Linked DNA regions of Mus musculus: regions 2 and 3 are each linked to region 1. A link is a loop called in an ENCODE intact Hi-C map of the cell type or tissue named here. Cell type or tissue: left cerebral cortex. All regions are shown on one strand.

Evidence for each region. Hi-C counts contacts between places; a loop is a spot of excess contacts. Peaks named below come from ENCODE experiments on the same cell type or tissue, not always from the same donor. Only the 100,000 strongest peaks of a DNase experiment are listed, where the experiment ranks them.
Region 2: a loop joins it to region 1, with 2.2 times the contacts of the local background. A loop is called at or near these places in 2 of 42 quality-filtered maps.
Region 3: it touches region 1 in a loop (4-fold over the local background); 4 of 42 quality-filtered maps call a loop at or near these places.

The regions. Positions count from the first base shown.
Region 1 is chr6:93,840,081-93,848,080 of GRCm38, forward strand. All of the region lies in intron 2 of Magi1 (membrane associated guanylate kinase, WW and PDZ domain containing 1), which reads right to left. Among named protein-coding and RNA genes, the nearest start is that of Gm22840, 47 kb to the right of the region's middle. In left cerebral cortex, no CTCF peak of the experiment used is centred here; DNase peaks (open chromatin) are centred at 4,698, 5,239 and 5,613.
Region 2 is chr6:93,781,672-93,789,671 of GRCm38, forward strand. It overlaps Magi1 (membrane associated guanylate kinase, WW and PDZ domain containing 1), which reads right to left. Exons shown (of 24, transcript NM_001029850.4): 5 at 3,774-3,975. Among named protein-coding and RNA genes, the nearest start is that of Gm23035, 8.1 kb to the right of the region's middle. In left cerebral cortex, a CTCF peak has its summit at 938; DNase peaks (open chromatin) are centred at 1,477, 4,507, 4,515, 4,710 and 2 more places; H3K27ac peaks cover 935 bases.
Region 3 is chr6:93,908,880-93,916,879 of GRCm38, forward strand. The region is part of intron 2 of Magi1 (membrane associated guanylate kinase, WW and PDZ domain containing 1); the gene reads right to left. Among named protein-coding and RNA genes, the nearest start is that of Gm22840, 22 kb to the left of the region's middle. In left cerebral cortex, a CTCF peak has its summit at 3,682; DNase peaks (open chromatin) are centred at 1,252, 3,457, 3,676, 4,146 and 1 more place; H3K4me3 peaks cover 2,761 bases; H3K27ac peaks cover 2,201 bases.

The sequences.
Region 1 (8,000 bases):
ACTTGTCAGGTGTTTGTGACCACTGTTATCCATGGTAGGCTGCACTTTGCCCTGCGCTATATCCCCAAACTGCTCTGCAAGGGCATACAGCACAGTGCAAGAATAGAATCCCACCAGCCTCGTTATGAGTTGAATGCAGCTTCTCTAAGGTTCTATTCCCACCCCCCTCCCTACCTCCTAGGAAAACAGATGCTAAGTATCATGCATTTGGTTTGCTATGAGAACAGAATGGCTTAGTGTCCTATGAAGTAAGTACCCAACAGTGCCAGGCTCATACGTAAGGCCATTTGTGATGGTTCTTCTGAATCAATTCTGAGCATTAGCTGAATCTGTCTTCTTATGCTAAATCCAGGAATCACACACATCTCTAAGAAAATATATCAACTTATCTGTTCCAATGCAGACCCATGGTCACACGTGGATATGACGAAGAAAGTCAAGTCTGTTGTCACGGTTGATAGCTGAACAACCTTGCCTGTTATCCAACAACCTACATGGCATGTCCACTTAGAACCCTATGAGCATCGTAGAGTCAATATGGAGCATGCTGAAGACACCATCATTGGGGGCTGGGGGGAGTTGGGAGAAGGATAAACAGAAACCCTCTTCACTGTGTTTGGTTCTATGACTTGTAAACTATTCCAAAGTCAAAGCTGTAATAGTGATTGATAATAGCAGCTATTACAACTTAGCTTAGTATTATGTTGCTTTATAATAATAATAATAATAAAATTAATATGACACTCCAGCCCTACAGTGCAGATGTCCAAGGTTATGTGGCTAGAAACTGGAGGAGCCAGGATTCAAAGCCAGCAATATAGTCTTAAGGCTTTGCTCTTCAGGCTATTTTCTGGTATGAACGCACACTTCAGCAGTTGTGTGGAGTGGTTCATTTACTGCTTTGTGTCCAATGTCCTGGCCACTCCTCACTGTCTGACCTACCAACCACCCCAGTGCTCTGCCACTAGCAACTCCCATGAGTCTGCATATGCTCCTCCCTGTACCCCAGAACTCAGAAACCTAGGATTCTATTTAAGGTTTCAATAGTTTCTCATTTTGAGGACTTTAAAATTTCTAACAGTGGGGGTGGCAAGATGAAGGTGTTTGCTACCGAGCTAAAACCTGAATTCAAATCCTGGGCCTCACATGGTAGAAAGAAAGAACTGGCTTAACAACTTATCTACTTGTGCCCTGGCATGCACAAGTTTTTTTTAAAAAGGATAATGCATGATAAATTTAAAGAATGAAATAAAAGCAACACCATACCAGTGCCTCGCCAAGACGTCTGACCTCACTCTCGCTTTGCTCTCAGGCTTCCTTTCTAGAAGCAGTGGCCTTGAACACATCCAAAGCTTCACACCTGTTGCTTGTGGCCTGGACTTTTAATGCCATCTTCCCATCCCTTCTTAGCAAGGACTTTAATTCCCAGAGCTATGTCAAACACTGGAACAGAAACTACAGAGTCCAGGCATCTAACCAAAAACACCTATGCACAAGTATTAGGCATGTCTTTCAGGGAAAAATCCTTTGGCAGAGAAAGTATTCAGTTTTCTACCTCTTCCATATGAGAATGGCTCCTGTGGAAACATGGAGGCTCAGACTTGAGTCACAAGATTTAAAAAAAAAAAAGCAAGGCAGGGCTAGTAGCTTAGGGATGGAGTCCTAGATGAGCACGTGCAAAGCCCTGGGTTTGAACCTCAACACGGCATGCTGCAGGTGTGGTGGTACACATCTGTAATTCTCTTCAGGAGGTGGAGGCATCAGTATCAGGGGTTTAATGTCATCCTCACCTACATAGCAAAGCTTAGGATACAAGAGAGCTAGGAAGGAAATGAGAGGATGCAAAGCAGTAAGTGAGAACTAGCCAATGGCGTGGAGGCAATGGCGAGTCAGAGAAGGCATCTATGTTCAGGTGACCATGACCCTACCTGAAGGGTCAGCTCGGGGCTACTTGGTCTATGAGAGAAGAGTCTGGGTACTGCTACCCTGGTCAAGGTCCATTAATTTGGGTTCTCTCCCCTTTTCCTGACAGACAGGTTCCTGTATGGCTGCCTGTTTTTCATTGGTCTGTCTCCCCTCTATAGTATCACAATGGTGTTTACGGTTCAGCAGGCAGCACTGCCCCCTCCCAGGCTCTCTACATGTCTGTACATTTCCTTTGCAGCATGTGGTAGCACAGACAACTATTTTTATGTCTCCTTCCACTGAAAGGTAAACTTAGGTTGGGGATTGAGAGGCCCTTTCCACAGTGCTTAGAATAGACTCTGGCACACAGAGACTGTCTTTTTTGTGGCTGGTTTTGTATTTATTTCAAATTAGTGGACTTAATTCAGCCCACAAGGAACTGAGGACCTAACTGAGGAGAGACACTACAGAGGGCGCTGAAGAAACAGTGATAAGAGGGGGTGATGTCAATGTTCCGTGGCCCAGAGGCTGCACAGGGGCAATACTGCTTTCCAAGCTTAAAGCAAGTGTGCAGCGTCCAAGGAGGGAGCCGTATGTTAATAGAAGCATGCTTAGATGCTCAGACACTTTTCTTTTTTGTTTCTTTCTTTTTTTTTTTTTTCCGTTTTGTTTTTCGAGACAGGTTTTCTCTGTATAGCCCTGGCTGTCCAGGAACTCACTTTGTAGACCAGACTGGTCTCGAACTCAGAAATCCACCTGCCTCTGCCTCCGGAGTGCTGGGATTAAAGGCGTGCGCCACCACACCTGGCTGCAGACACTAATTCTAAAGTTATTTTCATTGTTTGTACCTACTATATACCAGACTACAATAGCTTTTCAGTGTTTCTACTATCATACAATATTAACAAATTTCAAAATGCAATTTCAAAGTATCATTAAATGTCTACTTCTTAGAAAACCATGTCACCACAGCATCATTCTCTCAAAAATATATTTTAAAATTCAATGTGTCTAAGAGCATAACATGTAAGACTCTTCAGAAAGCCCACAGAAAGGGACATGTGTACGCAGGTCTTTTAACAAGACCAAATGTTCCCTCAAAATGCTCCTAAAGACATCTCTATCAAAGTATTCTCAGAGCATTGATTGAGGAATTTTCCATGTAGTTACGACCATTTCTTGGTTTAGTATCACTAAAGATAGATCACTGAAAATGAAACCTGAAACCTTTGATGACACCACCCCAAGTATAAGACCCATCCAACCCAACCCTGCCCACAGGACCTACAATCGCCATGATACTTACATTGCTTTTGCTAATTTATTACTTTGACTATGAAGAACATTCACAGTCGGCCACCAGCTTAGAAGTGGTTCTCTAGCCACAGCCAAACCTTGAGATCACTGAAGCCTGGCAGCATCACTGAAAGTTACCCAACCTCCCTAAGCCAGAATTGCTCGGCCGAGCTGCCCCTAGACTCCAGGCCCTAGGAATCTGATGATAACCAACAACAACTGTTTTTAAAACACACAAAAAGCACCATCCTACTCACAGATTGTGTTATGCCATAGGATACACCAAAAAGGGTCAATTTAATAAACTATTGAGGGGGATGCCTCCATGATGTACTTGTCACGTGAGCATGAAAATCTGACTTTCTATCTCCAGCACCATTTAAAGTTGGGCACAGTGATGCATGTCTATATCTCCAGTACTAGAAAAGCTGAAGACAGGAAGATGGCTGGAGCTTGCTGGCCCTCCGTCTAGGAAAATCAGTGGGCTCCATTTAGCGAGAGACCCTGACTTAAAAAGTAAGCTGGAGGGCCAGCCTAATAGGAAAAGGTGCTCACAGCCAAGCCTGACAGACTGAACTTGACCCGTGGGACCCACATGGTAGAAGAAGAGAACAAAGTCTTACAAGTTGTCCTCTGGCTTTCATCCATACACTGTGACATGGACACACCCGTTTACATGCAGAATGGAGAGCAAATGAGGAAGACATCTGCCATTGACCTGTAGCTTCCACTTGTGTGTGCACAAGGGAACCTCCCCAAACATACATACACCACCTGTACAGACAATAAGACATTTGAGATAGAGCTAGAGACATGGCTTAGTGCTTAAAATCACTGGCTGTTCTTCCAGAGGACCTGGGTTCAATTCTCAGCACCCACATGGCAGTTCACAACTGTCTGTAACTCCTGTTCCAAGGGATTCCACACCAGCACACAGACATACACACACATGGAACACCAATGCACGTAAGACAATAAATAAGTAAATAAATACATAAAATTATTTTAAAAGACATCTGAAACAATAACTTAGAGTGTAGTTTTAATAAGGCTGCAGTTAGAAACTGGCCTGAGCTATGTGACCTCTGCAAGTGCCCCTAGAGTCAGTCTCTTGAGAATGAGCAGGATAAATACAGGAGATGAGGACATTAGTTCACAGTGTTGGGAGCACTGGCACACAGTAGAACCTCAGCAAATGTTCACCGTGCTGTTTCTGAGATTGATGAAAATGGCCAGTATGTACCAGGCTTTGAATCCATGTCTGGCCGCCTCCAAAACTCAGTCGTCTTATTTCGCTGCATCTTACCCAACGTCTTTAATCCTAGTCACTGGGGAGTCATCTGCTGGAGGCTTCTTCAGCTCTCATGTTTAAGATTTGGAAACTGCAAATCTAGGCCTCTAGGATTGAGTCTGCTGAGCCTGAGCACCACAGCCAGGAATTTGTGCAACAGAAGATAAAAACTGAATGGAGGGGAAGTGCACACTCGTGTGTGTGTGTGTGTGTGTGTGTGTGTGTGTGTGTGTGTGTTGTTGGGAGTGAGGGGGACCGCAAAGCACCATATGGCCCTGCAATTAGGGAGGAAGAAGATTGCCAAGGGCAAAAATAACCCTGGCAAAATTGAATACGGCTGGCAGAAGTCAGCCCAGGCCAACTCCTTCCCCATGCGTTCTCACTCCCCAGGGGATGTTACTGTCATTTCTTCCCATGAATTTGAAAAGGATTTGAAAGATGAAAATAAGTCTGATGATAGTGGATATTTCTAATAACAGGTCATTAAAACAATTTTCTCCCTTCCTAAAAGCCTGTGAACGAAGAGCTCTTCAAAGGAAACATCTTCCCAGGAGAAGATCATTGTTAACTTTGAAGATGTATAAGGACCCCCTTCTCCCATCTGAGAAGGATGTCAGGTGAACGCCCATATCTGAAGGACTCGTCTGGCTGCGTGAAGCCAGTGACAGAAGCAGTAGGTGGAGGCTTCACAAGCTCTGTGTGGGAAGTTTTACTCAAGGAAAAGAACTAGGGACAGACTCAATGGCATTCCCTGAAGTATGCAAGTATTTTTAACTGGAGGGAAAAACAGCCTCATGACCCACCCTCCCAATCTGGAAAGACTTCCAGTGTCCCCTCCCTCTGTGTCCAATGGAATGAAACTGTCAATGACAGTCAAACGCAGGCACTCACTCAGCAGGAAGCTATTTTATGCATTGAAGATTGAGTGGGTGAAACAAGGATAGAAAAAGAAAAACCAAAGTCTGCATTTGGCAAAATGAAAATTAATATTTCTTAAAATAGCTATCAGTTAGGTAATCACTTGTCTTAATTATGACACCTCAAGATTTCTTTTCGTGACAGCTTCTAGTCAAAATCACCCTGATTGCTGCTGCTTTGGTTAAACAGCAGCTGAGGAAGGTGGCTTAGATCCAAGGAGCATGTGGGATTTTTGAAGAATACACACTGAGTGCTAGAATTGTACCCATTTGGTGAGATACTCACAGTAAGGCGGGGGGGGGGGGGGAGGTGGAGGAGCACGTTGAAAAGAAACAGAAAAGCTAACCATTGCCTGAAGTCCCATTGAGGGTCCTGAGAGCTCTGCACCCCCAAGAAAGGCACCTCAATAGTAAGGACTGTGGTGTTTGGGGTCTCCCTTCACCTTTTAGCAAGCAGATAGAGCTGGTTTTGTATCTGTTATATACACACTTATACTAGCATTAGAGATTATTGTTGTTATTCTAATTGTTTCTCCTGTAAAATCTGTGAAGGTGGATATTCCTACCACTCAGCACTTTCTGAACACCATGATGTCAGGGTCATATTGGATAAAATGATAGGAAAAGTGCTTGTATCACTTAAAGTCCCTCATCAACACAGGATATGGTCTAAGGCCCTGAGAAATGACTAAAATTATTATGATAAAGTCTAATGTCTCAATTAGACAATAAATATTAATACTTATATTAATATAATAAAAATCAATAATGGATAGTAATGAAATAGAATATTTATAATATGTAAATGAGGTCTCGTTCAAAAGGTTTTACTCTGGTGTAGAATCCTAGAACCTCTGGGGTTGTAGGAATCTTTTATTAAGCCAATAATATTTACCCACTTGAAAGAAACACATTAGGGCTTCTCTTTGTCATACCCAGTTGTCAGCACCGTTATTACCATCTTTGGGGCCACTACTAAGTAAAGTGACCATTCTTTTACAAGCACTAAAGTGCTATTCACAGTAAGTCTAACACTCGAGCTATGAAGGGACTAACTGGTGCATATGGCATACAGCATGGATATACTGGACTAAGAGATGATTATATGGTAGCTGGGACAAAGCATGACAAAGGGAGACTTCAGAGCATGCTACTCAGGGGACATGTGACTTGTTATGTCTGGAATCTTCCATATATTTCACTCTTTGGGTAACTACAAGAAAGCAGGATCCTCTCTCCAGGGGATCTACAAAAAAAATGACAATGAGATGACTGGCTTCTTCACAACCATTACAAAGACGGGGGAATCAAAAGGCTCTGGGTGTTTACAAAAGAAGCCCATCCCTTGAAAAGTGTAGGCAGGGATGTGCATCACACATAAAGCACCTCACTCTAGTTTCCATGATCTGGAACCCTGCAACCAGCTCCCAGACCATGAGGGCCCACATCAGCCTGACCCTGTCCAGCACCATCTCTCCTCTAGTCAGAGTGTTCTGGAGTGACCACAAGACCCAGATAATTGGGCTGGATTTGATAGCAGGATGTGAGTTGTAATCACTGCGAAAAAGAAACTTGTGGTTAAAGGACTGGGGCATAGAGCTGCTAAAAACAACGCATTCCCACCAAAGCTGGGCTTATGACATCAACACATCAGAAGACAGAACAGAGACCCTGGGATAAACCCCTAATGTGCTCTGGCCACTGAGATCTGGCCAATGCCTGCGCTATTTTTGCTCTTACCAAGTATCCAGTGAGTTTTCTTTTCTACCACCAGAATGAATTGGTATTCGGGGTGTTGCTGAGGAGAGCACAGGAGTGGCGTCCTCTGTCTCTACACAATGAACCACAACCCACATTCTCTAACCTTAGGTGCAGATGTTATGCATTTAAACCCAGGTGTTGTCTGGGTTGTATGAGGCAGGACAGGAAGACAACGAAAACTTAGGGACAAGGGAAAGAAGCCCCTCACTCTGGAGTCTAGATGAGGTCTCAAATAGGGGGTACCTTTGAATCGAATTCTACTCCTGTTTGGGCTAGAAACCTATATCTGAGAATCTCCCTATGATTTCATTTATTGAAGAGGGAGAAGAAAAAAAGAAAAAGACAAAAAGAAAAAGTGGGAGAATAGCTGGAAGATGGGAGAGAGAGAAAAAAATGAAGTTTCTTAGAAATGCTCCTAACAATGTAATTTCAGAAGCTACCCAAATGGTACATACATTTTTGGCCCTATTGCCAAGGTATTTAAATCAGTGCTGTCTCTGTCTGTCTCTGAGCCTTAAACTTGCAATGCTGTTAAACAAAGTTGAACTTGAACTGCTAATTCTTCTGCCTCCATCAGCCAAGTGCTAGGTTACATGGTTACATGCCTCTCCCATCATGGCCAGCTGTTAGGCTCTCTTTTGAGAACCGAAAGCCATGTCTTGGTGTCTACATACTGCCCTTCACCAAGGTACATCTCTCCTGCTCTAATGTCTGCATCAAATCCATGCTAGATTCCAGCCTTGCTTCACACTGAGTCATTCTGAAATTCTTCTCTGTGATGAAGCCAGGAATCCTGGCTTCACCAAAGTAGAAGCCTCTAAAGAAAGCCC
Region 2 (8,000 bases), 58 kb before region 1:
AAGAAATTTATCTTGTCTGTCAACTAACCAATCAATCATTATCTATTGTGGTACTGTGAATTAAAAGTAGGTCCTAACACATACTAGGCAAATGTCCTAACACGGAGCTATAACCCAAAGCCCTTATTATTTTGCAAGAGGGTATTAAATATGTTGCTAAGATGCCAGGCGTGGTGATGCACGCCTTTAATCCCAGCACTCCGGAGGCAGAGGCAGGCGGATTTCTGAGTTCGAGGCCAACCTGGTCTACAAAGTGAGTTCTAGGACAGCCAGGGCTATACAGAGAAACCCTGTCTCAAAAAACAAAAACAAACAATCAAAAAAAACCCAAAAAAAACAAAAACCAACAACAACCCCCACAAACAAATAAACAAACAAACAAAAAATGTCGCTAAGGAAGGCCTTTGAAATCTTGTTATTCCAGCCAAATAAATGGGTGGATTATAGGCTTTTGACAGCCCAGGTCCTGCTAAGAAGTGACTGTTTTATAAACTTGAATATTCAAAGTATTATATTACAAAACTATAGATGTCACTTAAACCTACTTTAACTGGCTTATCTTGTAACTGCTTCAGAGAAGAATAGTTGGTTGTCGGTGGGCCTTATGTCATTTTCAATGATACTAGATAGGGAAGGACATCCTTGTTATCCTGTCCCACCCCACCCCCCACCTCCCATTTGGGGAGGTTCATTCCAGCTACTTTCCAGGCTGCACCTGATACTGATGAAGCTGGAATGGAATAGAATCTCATTATTGTTGCAAAGTAGGGCCTCCACCTGTGGGCTCTACTACAGGACAATGATGGGAATCCTGACTCTCCTCTAAGCCTCTCTGGACAACACTCTAGAAGGCAAACAGTAGCTTGCTCCTCCCCGGGTAGAAGGGAAACCCACACTCTCCTCTAACAGTCCTACGGTATTTATACAGGGGAAGGACAGGTGGCACTGTTTCCATCTTTAAGGCAAGTCTTTCCAAGAGTACCCTGGCAGGCAGGTTTGGCTCCCATTAGACTACTAAGGGGTCATATCTAGGTTCCCTCTTGACCCTGGCTGATGGGGGAAAGGGGAAGAAACTGGCATGCTGTTCTTTCTGGGGTACAGGAGCTGCTCACCAAAAGCTGTCTGGCTTATATGATTCCCAGCCCTTCTCTAGTCATTGAGCTAGAGAAAGCAGGCTTGCATCAGGACCATCTGGCTGTCTCTCTGCTAGTGTTTCTAGAGAAAGCAGGCTTGCATCAGGACCATCTGGCTGTCTCTCTGCTAGTGTTTCTAGAGAAAGCAGGCTTGCATCAGGACCATCTGTCTATCTCTTTGCTAGTGTTTCTAGAGAAAGCAGGCTTGCATCAGGACCGTCTGGCTGTCTCTCTGCTAGTGTTTCTAGAGAAAGCAGGCTTGCATCAGGACCGTCTGTCTATCTCTCTGCTAGTGTTTCTAGAGAAAGCAGGCTTGCATCAGGACCGTCTGGCTGTCTCTCTGCTAGTGTTTCTAGAGAAAGCAGGCTTGCATCAGGACCATCTGTCTATCTCTCTGCTAGTGTTTCTAGAGAAAGCAGGCTTACATCAGGACCGTCTGGCTGTCTCTCTGCTAGTGTTTCTGGGTTGCCAGTTCCTTTTGCTCAAAGCCTGGGATAACTGAACTAAAAAGAAAGCTCCATATTCCTTTGCTGGCACGCTTGAGACAGCCTGCTCACTGGCTCCTCTCAGTCCTCCACGCCAGTTTGCTACACAATGCATGAGGTTTCTAGGTCTATGTTTTGTCTTTAGTGGTCATCTTTATAGTATTTTAGATTTTCTGCAAACTGCAAACAAAACCAATCTAGTATTTATATTTTTCTAAATCTAAAAAACACGCATTCATTAGATTCATATCTAATTTAACTTGCCATTCAATGCAAGATACTCTAAGTTCATTTCCGAATGAAAAGACCGCTGAAAGTTTAGGGGTGCGTGTGTGTGCGTGTGTGTATGTATGTATGTATGTATAAAATTTAGGTTAGCATATAAATTGCAAGTATGTATGAATGTTTATACATATAAGTGAACATGTATGTATGTATGTATGTATGTATGTATGTGCTAGGGATCAAATATAGCCTTCATATATACAAGGGAGGAGCTCTACCATTAAACTATATCTCTAACCTTAAATGAAGTATACAGCTAATACGCCACAATTTTTGAGATTAGAGCGATAAAGGCCAAAGCTATGTTAACTTACAAAGAGGACAGAGTATGTACTTCAGCCAACTGTAGTATGGGGCTGACTTTTCATACACTGTTAGAATATTGAACTTATTTTTCTAAAACTTATCAACTCAGTCCTTGGCAAAATTATTGGCAGATTCTTTTCCAGGAATGTCTATTTCACACATTATTTGGTACTGGGAACATCTCTATTATATATTCCTTTGTTTGGCATAATTCTAGTTAATGGACATAGTTTCAAAGGCAATTTGCTATGGAATCTCACTATGAATGTTTGAACTTAAATGTGGTATCCAGTTTTCTTTGAGCAATGTTGAAATTCATGCATGTGATGAATGTGGTAGGAACGGAAGCAGTGATGCTAAATGTTACCGATCCAGGCACGTTAAGCAGCACTCTCCCCAACCCTCAGGAAACGTGGGTACCATCCATCAAAACCTTTTACAGATAAGGGAGAGGGCCGAAGAAGCAAGGATCCCAGGTCACACAGCTGAGAAGTGGAGAACACAAAGCACTGACCACTGTGCCTTCTATGCTGCTGTGTTTAATAAGCATCCACTATTAACAAGAACCAGGCAGAGCCGTGGGTGTCTCTGCCCTCTGGCTGGAGAATACCAGAGCTCCCCCCATGCCTCGCAAACTTCTTCCCAGCTGGGTTTCAAAAGTGACTGTTCTGAGCCTCTAGCTTTCTTTCTCACGCCCACGTGCTTAGGAAAATTTAGGAAAATGAATAATTTTAATTTTTAATTGCCCTTTTTCTAATAACAAAATATATGACATCTATGAAATTTTAAAACTCACAGAAATGTATAGTACAGTTAGAACACAGAACCTTCACTTAGACGCATGAATGCATTTTAGAAAGTTGAAGTGCTTTAAATATTCTTTGGCAATGCTTCCTTTTGCTGATTCAATTAATAGGGCATTTATGTGAGGATAATACATCTATCTATATTTTGTTTATGTACTGGGAATACAATTAGAACATTATACTACTGCTCTAATAGAATAATTGACCACCCATCCATCTGTGATCTATAAAAAAATAGTACATGCTGTGGAAAGCAGAGTCTTGCTACACCACAGTGGCACAAAACACAAAGGGGAAAAAACATAGTCCACATCAGTCAAATTAAAAGCTCCTGGACTTTGAAAAGCAATGTAGAGTCACACTTGAGAAAAATCGCAATTACAATAAATTATGTCCAGAATGGATGAAGAAGCCTGAAAACTAAGGAGTAAGAAAACTAAAGACTTGTTAAGAAAAACATGCCAACAATTTATCATTTTAATGGCTAAATAGAATAGTTATTTATTATAATTATATAGCAAGATCCAGTTGTCTTACCCCTTCAAGAAATTATAGATCTTATGCTTCCTAAAACCTTTTCACACTGAATAATTAAGAATGATATGGATGAAAACTGTTTTTATGAGAAGCCTGTTTAATGTCGGAGAAGAATAATGTGGGCGTGGGATCAGTTTCCTCAGGCTTAACTGATATGCAGAGCAGGAACGGGAAGGGACAGAGAGAAGGGCATTTTCAGTAGAGAAAATGGTATACATTACTCTATGAAATAGACTTCTCCATTTTCAGTATAGGCCATCTCCCAGTTTTCAGGTAGAGGACCTAAATTATCCTCTGCAGAAAGAGGTAGGTACTGAGGGAACTTCTGAGAAGGGTCCGTGATGGGAGCAGCGAGGATGCTACTATTCACAGGCGGGAGCGTTGCTTCTTGGAGAGTGTGCTCGTCCTGGTCTCCAGAGTCGGCTGCGTCAGGCACAGGGAGAGAGAAAAACAAGTACAGAACTGTTCAACAACACAGCACAAGCCTGGGAAACACACACGAATACATCTGTGTTCTTTCCCCACACTCATTTGTGATCCTAGATTCTGTTAACAGATATTAATTATGCATAATAAAGCCCTGCGTTATGTCATCTCCGCACATGTGTATAATATGTTTGCATTATATTAACTCACTACCCTATTTTATACCCTCTCATCTTCTCTTCGCATGTAGCCTGCCTTCTATTTTACTCTTGCATCTTCTAGTGACCCATGAGTTTCTCATTGCGCTGCTTATAGAAACTTACGAATGCATTGCCAATGACAGTGTCATTGAAGAAAGTGCCTCTGTCTCCTCTAATCAACCAGTAATTATGTATAAATCATCATGGGGTGTGGGACTTTGTGAGCCACTTCCTCTTTCATAGCAGCCCACTGCCAAGCCCAATCTTACAGAGACCTTGAACATGTAATCAGGGATGCTGGGATGAAGGCTGCACCAGTGATGTCATGCCTAGTTGTTAGAGTTCCACACTACTTTCCAGCTTTCTGAGCTCTTACATTCTTTCATTCCTTCCTCTGCAATATTTTCTGAGCCTCAGTGAGGGTGTTAGAGATGACTTACCAATAGGTAGGCATTTAATCATTATGAAATTCCTGTACTGTGTATCTCTGATGAATGCAGTTGCAAAAATTCTCAATAAAACACTTGCAAACCGAATTCTAGAACCCGTCAAAAAGAGCTTTCATCCTGTTCAAGTTGGCTTTATTCCAGAAATGGTTGGGAGATGATTCAGTCAGTAGGTGTAATGTGCCACCATTAATAGACTCAGACAGAAATCACTTGACCATTTTAAGAGAAGAAGAAAGAGAAGGAGAAGAAGGAGGAAGAGGAAGAAGAAGAGGAGGAGGAGGAGGAGGAGGACCCCCATCCCTACCCCCACCAATCCAGCATCTACATTTTTTTTTAAAACAGACCTTATCTTTTCCTAATTGCTGGTTATCAGCTATGGCTTCTGCTTCACTTGGATAAACAGAAGGAATCAGAGTGACTAGCATGGCTGGTGATACAGTTGAGCAGCAGAGCATAGGCTTGTCACATGCAGGGGCTTGGTTCAATATCTAGCACAAAAGGATCCGCCCAAACAAAACAAAAATAGCAAAACTTAAAATATCTTGAAGATATCAAAGAAGAAACCAATGTATCAACTGGAACCCTAAAGGTTCTATTCCAAGATGTCCTCAAACTGAGCTCAACTCTCATTCCATAAATTTATCCAGTTTCCCAATTTGGGGGAGGGTAGGGAGTGGAGGTCAGGGGAGCTCAAATTGAACATACAGGCACAGTGGTATTTTTGTGTAAGCTTTTAGAAGACTTTTGATAGATACCAGGAAAGATCAAATACTGACAAATTTGGAAAGAATATGAAAGTTTAGAATATGAAGACTCACTGGCATACAGTGAGTCAGAACTGAGACTCCTTTGGGAAACTAAAGAGACTATTCTTGTGAAAACCAAGACAGTTACCTCAGAATGGTTATCATGTGGGTGGATCTTAAAGGAAGGTTCTCAGTGAACGTGTCTCCCTTGCCTCTGTATTAACCAGAAACATCAAGGATGATGCCATCCAAACACCCATAACCAGCCCTGCTGACATTCCTGCTGATGTTTTTATAGAGGATGGTGAGATTGGATGTCAAACTTCATGGGGATTCGACATAGAATAACCAGGACAGTCATTTTCTGTCTCCCACGTCATCCCTCTGTAGACATTTCTGAGTCTAGGAGAGATGGTCTGAGAATCGGAGATAAAACATAGATTCTCACGTCGTCTGATGAACGGCTGGTGAAGTCAACACCCCAGAAGGAAGGTTCTCCAAAAGGTGGATGGCAGAAGGCCAAGCCTACAAAAGATGAGCAGTTCTGCCAGAGCCTAGCACCACTAACTAGGCCATCTATAGGACTTCTCTGGCCAACATCTCCCACCTCTTATTTTGGTGACATCATTCAGGCTCCTGTATGGAGGCCATTCTTGGTCTAGGTGGTCCAGATAGAAACAGACAAACCCATTTGTGGTTCCCATTTACACTTTTGGATTTAGGGAGATTCTCTCATTTCTGCCTTTTCTATTGCTTCAGGCACTCGTAAATGTTGCAAGGCTAAACATGAAGGTCGGGTGTCTTAAATTACATTTCTATTGCTATCATAAAACACCAAAACCAAAAGCAACTTTGGGGAGGAAAAGGTTTATTTGTGCTTTCTATTGTAATCTATCAGAGGGAAATTAGACCAGGAACTCAAAGCAGAAATCTGGAGACAGGAACTGGCTGAGGGCATGGAGGAGTGCTGCTTACTGGCTTATTCCCCATGGTTTATTCGGCCTGCATGTGTGTGTGTGTGTGTGTGTATACACACACATGCAGGCTGAATGGTTATCATGTGGGTGGATACACACACACACACACACACACACACACACACACATACACACACACACATATATATATAAAGATATAACCCAGGATCACCTGCCCAGGAGTGGCACTGCCCCCAGACAGTTGGCCCTCACATACCAATTGTTAACCAAGAAAATGCACTACAGACTTGCCTACAAGCAAATCATACTGGAGTCATTTTCTTAACTTAAGAGTCCCTCTTCTTCAATGACTAGCTTGTGTCAAGCTAACATAAAACTAAGCAGCACATCAGGTGTACAAACTCTGGTAGAGCAACTGGCAGCTTGTTGATGCTGAGATAATCAGGTAGACAGACAGGTATTTACACTTGGTATGCCAGGGGCCATATGTCTTAGTAAGACCTACACAGAGAAGAGTAGAGAGGAAAGGTGGTGGACATTGCCTAAGATTCATGTCTGAAACCAGGGCTGTCCATCAGGCTACTCAACTGCTTCATTCCTTAAAATCACTTTCCTTCTTAAACCAATTCAAATCAAGTCTCACAACTTATATCTAAAAGTACAGGTTAATAGAAATCTAGAACAGAAAAGTCATCAAACAATACCAGAAATCATCTTGAAATTAATAGATATCAATATAAATTGAGTAATTAGCAAGAATAAAAAGACTCATCCTTAACTCCACAGAAGTCAACACACACTCATTTCTGACATTCTTCTGGAAGTTGAACTTCCCATGCAGAAATGTGCCCCAAGACCCCCAGACCTACTACTAAATACTAATATGGTTCCTTGCTACAAACAACAAGATTGAGGTATATATTTAAAGGGACTTTTTTTAAAGTACCAAATTGAAAAAGACTCAGTTCATACAAGAACCATGTTTCAGACAGTTCACCAAAGAATGTATGGACATAAAGTAAGGTAGCGGGTGAGTTCTTTAAAGTCTTAATTTTACTCCTATCAGTGACTTGAACTTAGCTCCTCAATCTTGAGCAGCCAAGACATACTCACTGATCTGTCTCTCCAGTCCCAAAAATTGCTTTCTTAATGTTTATGGGTTTCCAAATAATAGTGTACTTTGGCCAACAGTATAATTCTACCACCATTGAGTAGATAAGAAGTATTTACCCTGAGTGGCTCCTCGTAGCTCTGGAATTCAGGAACTGTTTGTTGAAGACTGTCCCACTACCCAGCGTTCGACCACCAGTCCTCTGATTAGTGTCTGCTCATTGCTGAGTGTCTGCTATCATCACATCAGAAAGAAGGTACAGGCTTTGGCCTCAGGATGCATGTGGCCATTATTCTATCTGGGGTCCCACTACAGACACTGAATGTTATACTGGCATCATTATGGGGTACAATTTCATTAAATGACCCAAGCAAAGGACAACAGCAATGTCGGATTATTTTTTAATGTCCTGGTGAGTATGCTCACATAGTACTTCTACATTTGGACGGGACTGCCATAAATTTAGCAAAGCCAGTCTAAAGCAGAGCTAGGACCTTATTGCGCTGTTGTTCAAGGGGCTGTTAGCTCAGTGTTGGTGGACTGCAAGTTAAAGAGGTAGACAGGGCAAAGTTATTTGG
Region 3 (8,000 bases), 69 kb after region 1:
AATGTCAATAATGATGTAAAGGTCCACAAAGCCATAAAGAGAAGTAGCAAAGGTTTACATACACCCAGGTGCTAAGCATCATTAAAAAGAGCTAAATTTTTGCCGACTAGCCTCCCTTTCAGGGCCCTATCTATACTTAGTATTTCTAAAGCAACACTCTTTGGCATTGTTCCACAATTAATTAGAAAATTATGGCACTTACTCCTTTTAGGCAAGTTATTTCATATAGCTGTTGTCAAATTTGTAGGTTCACGTGGCTCTAATCTTACTGTGGAACAGAAATACACCCCACACAATAATTTAGCATCACCTTGAAGATCAGCTAAACTCTGAGCAGAAAGCTAAGTGCCTTTTTTTTTAATTTCATAAATATGGGATCCACTATCTAGTGTGCAGAAAGAACATGCATCTTTAAAAACAAGGGATCCTGTGCCCACCTTTCTCTACTTTTGAAGTGATTTTTCAAGTACTGGCAAAAGCAACAGCACTCTAGGACTCAGATCGAACTTCAAAATGACTGCTCAGGGTTCCTGGTGCATTCACTGCCCACATGGTTACTCCAGGCTTGGCACTCAGAACTAAGAGCCAGAAAGGAAAGCAGCAAACCCTCCACAAACAAAGAATTCCAGAGAATAGAAGTTTATCCAGAAGGACTTTTCCTCCTTTCCCATTCACATCAGGCAATCACGAACATTGAAGAGGTTTGAGTCTAGTGGGTCATTTTCAAGCCCGGGGTCTCTTTTTACTTTCATGTTTTTGGATCCTTTCAAACATCATATTAAATGTCAAACAACATTTTCCCATTGATTTTATGCCCGAATCTAATAGTCTGTTGAAACTTTAAAGGTGCCAATCTCCTTGGGGGAAAAAAAAAAAAAAAGAATCAAAATGAGTAACCAGAGGCCAAGACCTGTATAGGAAGAATAAACCAAGCCAAGCCAAACCAAACCAAATCAAACCAAACCAAACCAAGTATCTACATGGCATGGCACACAGTCATCAACTCAGCAGACCCTTGGAGCAAATGGAACAAGAGTCACTTTCATTAGTATAGACCCAGAGTCAGGTAAGTTGCCAAAGAGAATGGACACACTGCAGTACTTGGGAGGGACTGGTTAGCCATAATTCCCCCAGTTGTGGGCATTCCTGACACTGTGTAGATGTGCTGGAGACCAAAAATGGCAGAAACTGCTGAAGATCCAGAACAAGATATCTGGAGCATGTGTTCATAACACTTCAGAAGACCGGAAGCCAAGCAGAGGAGAGACCCTGTCACACAGGCTTCTGCTGCGTTCCCAAATCAGTGACTGGCATTGCTGCCTTCCTTCTCAGAAATGCTATGACAGTTTGTCTGGTGCCAGAGGGTGTCAGTATGACGGCGAGGATGTGCTTACATTCAAATATTTGGGGACTGATTATCAACATAATTCTTTAAAGGAGAAAATAAACAGGCTGTGGGAATAATGGTTACCAAATGAACTGGATTTTGCCTAAAAACTACGATTGCAAAGGGAAAAAAAAATTGTTTTTTGAATGGAGAGTTGTCCTCCACTCTGCTTTCTCTGGTATTCTCTCCTCTATAGTCATTATTACCTTGGGGAACTCTTTCCCATTTAGGGCTAAATCTACTCCCTGTGGAAAGGCTAAGAAGCTCACATTAGAAAAGACACACTGAGCTACATACTTTGCGGTACATGTATGTCATGAAACAGGCCATCTCCTTTGCTGTTTCCTTAACAGCTTTAAAGACACTGCCTAGGTGCCAAGAGAAAGTACAACTTTCTATTTGTTTATTCATTCTGGTAACTGGTACTAATACATCAGGGCTTGACTCTGTGAATATAAAGGTTTTCTTCTTTCTTCCTCTGCTTTCTCCCTTCTTACACTTCCATGTGCATGACAAGACTGAAGCGGAGTACGTTCCTGATGCACATCGGCTACAGCCATGATTTCTTTTGTACCAAATACTCATGGACTATGTATTATTTCATGTGTCAAAAGGCCCATCTACAGCGGTGTATCACAGAAACTGTCTCAGTGGTGAATACATCCACTGGATGGTTGCTCCAGTGGACACACCCTGGGTTGTACATGAAAACTCTAGTCTTCTAGGGAAAAGTTCTGTAACAAACACAACTGCCCCCTGCTTTCTGCTCAACAAGGACCAGCAGGTAAACCTCAAGCCTATTCAGTGAAAACAAAACCAAACCCACCACCACCATCACCACCACCACCAACAACAACAACCACAAAAACCAGGCCAATTTCACCTCTGTAGTAAAAACACAAGAGAGGCAGATACAGTATCAAACATTTTCTTCAAGGCATTGCCATAGAAACACAACTTGAAATTTGCAGCTTGAGAAACTACAGAGGGACGTGAAGAAGGAAGGCTCTAACGTTTGACTTGGTGGGGTCCAGAGGGGCTGGGGAGTCAAAGGTGGGCCTCAGCCACAATCCCTTCCTCCTGCTCCATCCTCTTTCCCCTACCCTACCCTCCCAGCCTCAGAGGGGAAAGAGGGCCAGGGGCAAAGGCAGCTCCTGTTCTCTCAGCTGAGGGATGGAGGAATCAAGACAGTGTTGATAGCATTAATCTGCTCAGGCTTTCAGCAGCAGGCAAACTCATAGACAAGTGGGGAGCTCGGCCTCGCTGACTAGGGGCTGTGCAAGTTCAATCATGAAAAGAATCTGAACATGTCCCCCCCCAAGGCAGGATTTGAAGTTCTGGTAAAACACCAGTTTTCAGAAGGCACTGGCCTCATGGGTGATACAATGAAAGCCTTTCTCAACCAAATCATTTCCCCCAGAACCAAAATGCAATGTTAGTGTATGTTAAAATGTGCATAGCTTTATACATATGTAATATATATGGATATATTGTATATAAACCCATGGTTAAATATTTTCAAAATAAGAGTCACACTCCCCTTCCTCTACAGACACTTTCAGTTTTCATCTGAACCTCCAATGAACACGTTTGAACCTTTTGAAAACACTGAATAGGTTCTGGTCAAGAGTAGTTAAAAACAAGCATGCCAGCAAACAACAAAGCCAGCGAGGGTTATCTGAGCAGTGCACAGTCCTAACTAAAAAGCCTCCTAAATGATTCTCACTGGATAGGCACCGTCAACTCTTGGAGAGAGAAAGGGCCTATTCCTAATCCGTACAAATAAACAACACAGACCCTCAAGCCATTTAGTTCGGACACAAATCCACTCCCTTTGTGTGGAAGGCCAACTCTGGGGATGAGACAGCCCCCTTGCACACTTCACTGCCCCCTGCTACTCGGTCAGACAGACTCCGAGTTTGAGAAGAGGGAAGAAGGTACACCCTCCTGTCTCTTTAAAGAAATAAAGATACCAGTCTTCCAGGATTGGTCCATTAAGAACCAGCCAGGGAGAACAACCTTCCAGCTCCCAAGCACTTACAAACCAGACTCCAGATTCCTCTATTTACTGATGCCCACAGACAAGCATACCTTACCTAGACAAGACAGTGTTCTCACAAACACATGTTAATCTCCAGGAAGCAAACCTAAGAAGCCTTCTGCATGTACATCCCCCCTTTAAAAGTGGGGGAGAGGAGAGAGGGATGGTGGTCCTTTTCCTCTTTATTTTCTGGAGAGCTTGTGAAGCTCTCTCAAAGTGCAAAGGCATTTGCCCACTACCGCCAGGAGAAGCAGTCGCTGTCTCCCCGCCTACTCCAGCCTGGGCGCCGGAACAATGCAGCAACATGCATTTACCAACACCTGCTGGAGCCTATTAATATGCACGGGGGCCTAAGGCTTTCCCCCTCCCCTTCCCCTGCCCTCCACACTGAGCAGGCTTTCATCTCCTCCTTTACCATCCATCAGGAACTCGTTTCGGTGGCCCCCCTCCCCCGCCCACCCCCAGTCCCCATTCAGCAAAGCCTGGGGGCCGCCCCTCGCTCTGGCTCCCCAAACCCAGGCTGACTAGCACACTTTGGAATGCACTTCATTAAAATTTAGCTGCCCGATTCCAACCTGCAATGCGGAGGAGGCAATACAAAGCGCACGCCACACTTCCTCCAGCATCCCCTTCAAAAGCCCCATTGTTCGCCAGGCATCTGCTCTGGAGCCCAGCCTCTCCCTACCCACTGACCTCTGATTTTTTTTTTTTTTCTCCCTTCCCTGCTTCTCCTCCCACCCTGCCCAGCCAAACGGGGCCTGCCTGCCCGTTGAATTAAAACGCAGCCTCAGCCATCTGGCCCTCCCAAGCTGGCCCACAGTCTCCCCTCCTCCCTGGTCCACACACCACACATGGCATCTTCACCTCCATGGATGTTCCCACAACCCAAGCGCAAACCTCCGGTGGCAGGCGCTCCGGTCACAGCCTGCCTGATCCCAGCCTTCTTCCAGTGGCCGAGCGTTCGAATCCAGAGGTGGGCAGGGGTTGGCCTGGGAAGATCATGGACTTGTACTTGCCTGCAAAAGCCCAGCCAATCGCCAAGATTAATCCTTCCTTTTGTGCGCCTGAAAGAGCCTCCCACCACGCTGGTCTTCGGCTCCGCAGCGGCTGTAAGGAGAGGCGGGGGTGGGGAGTGGGATCTGAACCCCTTCCTAAGCTAGCTAGGGGCTCCTTGGCCACCTGACCACTGAGTGGGTTTTCCAGGGCACAGGCTCTGGCTGGAGGAGCAGCTGATGTGCGAGAAGGGAGAGAAGATGCTCAAGCTTGCGCCTTTTATATCACTGGCGACATTTCTAACACATGACAACAATTTCCATCTGTATTTAAGCCGGGAGTGTGAAAAAAGCGCATTACATCACAGAGCCCGGGTTCTCAGAGGCTGCCGGATATCTAGGCCAGGGGGGATTAGGGCTGCACCTGTGAAGGGGGCGGGAGGGGGCGGGACCCAGCTAGCTCCCCTACCAGGACATGTCAAGTCCCCACCACCCGATTGGTCCTGGGGAGCTCTTGGCCAAGGAAAGGCGGGAAATCGGGTTGCCCCATTTGCTAAGGACTAGCAGCTGAGTGGACAGATGGGTGAGGGCTTGAGGGTATGGTAAGGAAAGGTGGGTGAGTCTCAAGAATGGGGACAAGAGCCTCCCAAGTCCCCTCGGCCTCTCTCCTAACTTTGAAAGAAATTTCATAGAAATAATTCTTATATTTGAAATAACTGTTTTCATGAAGTTAAAGATGATGGAGAAGCTGAGAATGAGACTTTGAAGGATTCCCCTTCAAGCAGCTGATTAGAAAAAAAAAATAAAATAAAGGTAGAATCCCATTTAGAACCAAACACTTGAGGTTTACCACCTCGTATTCAAACTTACTTTTTAGCGTGTGTCTGTGTGTGTCTTAGGCACGCACGCGCGCGCGCGCGCGCACACACACACACACACACACACACACACACACACACACACACAGATCTTTGTGAAGTGCCTTCTTCAGTCATTTCTGTAGATTAATTTTTGAGGCAGGGTCTACCACTAACCTGAAGTTCAATGTGAGTCCAGCTAGACTAACTAACTGGCCAGCAAGCCCCTTGGGGATGCCCTTATCTCTGCCTTCTAGGCACTGGGATTAAAACTGCATACTGCTGCAGCTGGCTTTGAAAGGGAGCCGGGGATCTCAGGTTCTCCTGCTTGTGCAGCAAACCCTTTACTAAGTCATCTCCCTACCCCTCAAACTCAGGGCTTTGATCCCAGCCCTATGCCCAGGTCAGCATCCTCACCTCAGCTCCAGGAGTGGGAAACAGTGCTGTAAGACTTCTGGAGAGTAAACATTCCCTATTGGCAGTGGCCACACTACAGGGCTTGCCTTTGACCCACCACCTGTATTTCCCCAGCTCCACGGTCACATGTAAGGGACTGTCGAGAATTAAGTACTAAAGAATGGACAGGAGACAAGGGAATCTAAAACTTTCAGATGAACAATGATGGGGAACCATAGATGGAGAGGTCCAAAGCCAACAGAGAGCAAAGCATTTGAAAGCTGGGGGAGAGAAAGGTTTAGAGGGCAGTCTACAGGTCAGATAACTAGAAAACAGAACTTTCCCTAGGACACAGGATCAACTACATGTCAGAGCAGATGAAAAAAATTTACTAAGCAGGAACCTGTCGCTGTGCATTGGGAAATGTGATCTTTTGTTCCTTGAACAATCCAAGGCATGACAAGATTTCACTGCTTTTTTGTTTTCCAGCCAGGGTTTCTCTGTGCAGCTTATGCTTTGGCCACCATGGCAGGCTCAAGTCTGCATTTCTAGCACTCCTCTTCCTATGGGCACTTAGAGTTCTAAGACTCCACACTGGAGTGTGCCCCAAGTCCATCTCTCCTTGTTCTGCTTTTGAGCATCTGTGAACTGTGCTAAGAACTTTTTGTACATTATTCTCACATGATAATAGTCATTGTTGTGTGTATGAATGGATGAGTTCACATGTGTGCACATGTATGTGTGTGCATGTGAGGCCACAAGTCAGTGTCAGGTGTCACCTTTATCACCATTTCTGTTAAAATTTTTACACATGGGAAAACAGATAAGCAAAGTTTCTCTATGGTCCATCCATAGGAAAAAGTGTTACTGTATATCATGCTGTTACTGTTCACTACAATCACTTACTAAGCATCTCTAGTAATTTTTGTTGTTTGGTTGCTTTTTGTTTGTTTATTTGTTTGTTTGTTTTTTGAGACAGGCTGCATAGCTCTGGCTGTCCTGGAACTCACTATATAGAAGAGGCTGACCTCAAATTCAATCTGCCAGAATAAGTGAGATGCTTTTGGGTTTGTTTGTTTGTTTTTTAAAGCTTCATTCCAGATTCCTGCCTACTGCATTGGCAGGTAAGGTCTTAGGAGCTGAATGCAAAGAATCAGTTTACATTTTCATTTTGAGGGAAATAATGAAGTTTAGCGAATCCTCTTCTTATCAACCTTGTACCTAATGTGTGTAAGCGCTGACATCACTCTCTGTCATCACACAGACAGGGATCACATAAAACTCTCGAAGGCCTTCAGCCACAATTTCACGCTGAAACTAAAATTTGTATTTTATTAGTTTTCCATAAGAAAATGGTTGTGCAGTACAAATTAAATTGCTCTGTTGAAATGAAGTGACATAGAGCCTGCACCAGAGGGAACAAAACTACTGAATGTCCTCTTCCTGAAATAAGGAAGGAACTTTCGAGCAGTCAGATTCATGGACAGCTTTCCAGTTTGCAAAAGAGTGAGAAAAGCAGACCTCATTTGGATGGAAAATATCCCTAACGATAACAATAATTTTGTAATCATATACTACTCCCTCCTACCTCCTCCCGATTTCCCTACCCACCCAGCTGAATAAGTGAATGAGAGAGACAGACAGACAGACAGACAGACAGACAGACAGGAAAATAAAAATGATTTTCAATTAGTGTAAGGCCAGGCTTCTCTATGTATAGAGAAATGCAAAGAGGCCATGGAAATCTGCTCAGGTTTTATCAGAGAGCACACTCTCAATTTCACAAATCCAGGCTCTCAGAGGTCAAATGGTCTCCAGCAAAAGTAAGGAAAGATGACCATAACCTGTCTTTAAAAAAAAAAATCATTCCTGAAACATATACAAGTTAAGAACCAATGACTCCTTCATTCATCACGGGCTATAATTCACTCATTACTATGTGATTTCTAGACCCAAGGGCCAGTCAGACAGGATCTTCAGTTCAAAGTAACAGGGAAGTGTAGTTCTACTACCAGCATTTTAACAAACCGAGAAAAGGCCAAAGGATTTAGTTCTGAACATCCCCAAAGCAAACTCTATGGCCATTTTAGAGTGCAGGTTGGTTTTAGGGTGGGGTCTGGCACCAAGCAAGTGCAGTAGCAACTCTGCCTCTTTCTCATGTGACTAATGGCAAACAGCTTGACCTGGCAACACCTCTACTTTCTCTCCTGCCCCATAAGGCAGGTGGGTATAATGACTAGGTAGGAGGATTCAGACCATGGTAAATGCCTGGTACAGAGAGTGCTATCTCTTTAATCACATTAGCTACCCTCTAGGCATTGATCTGC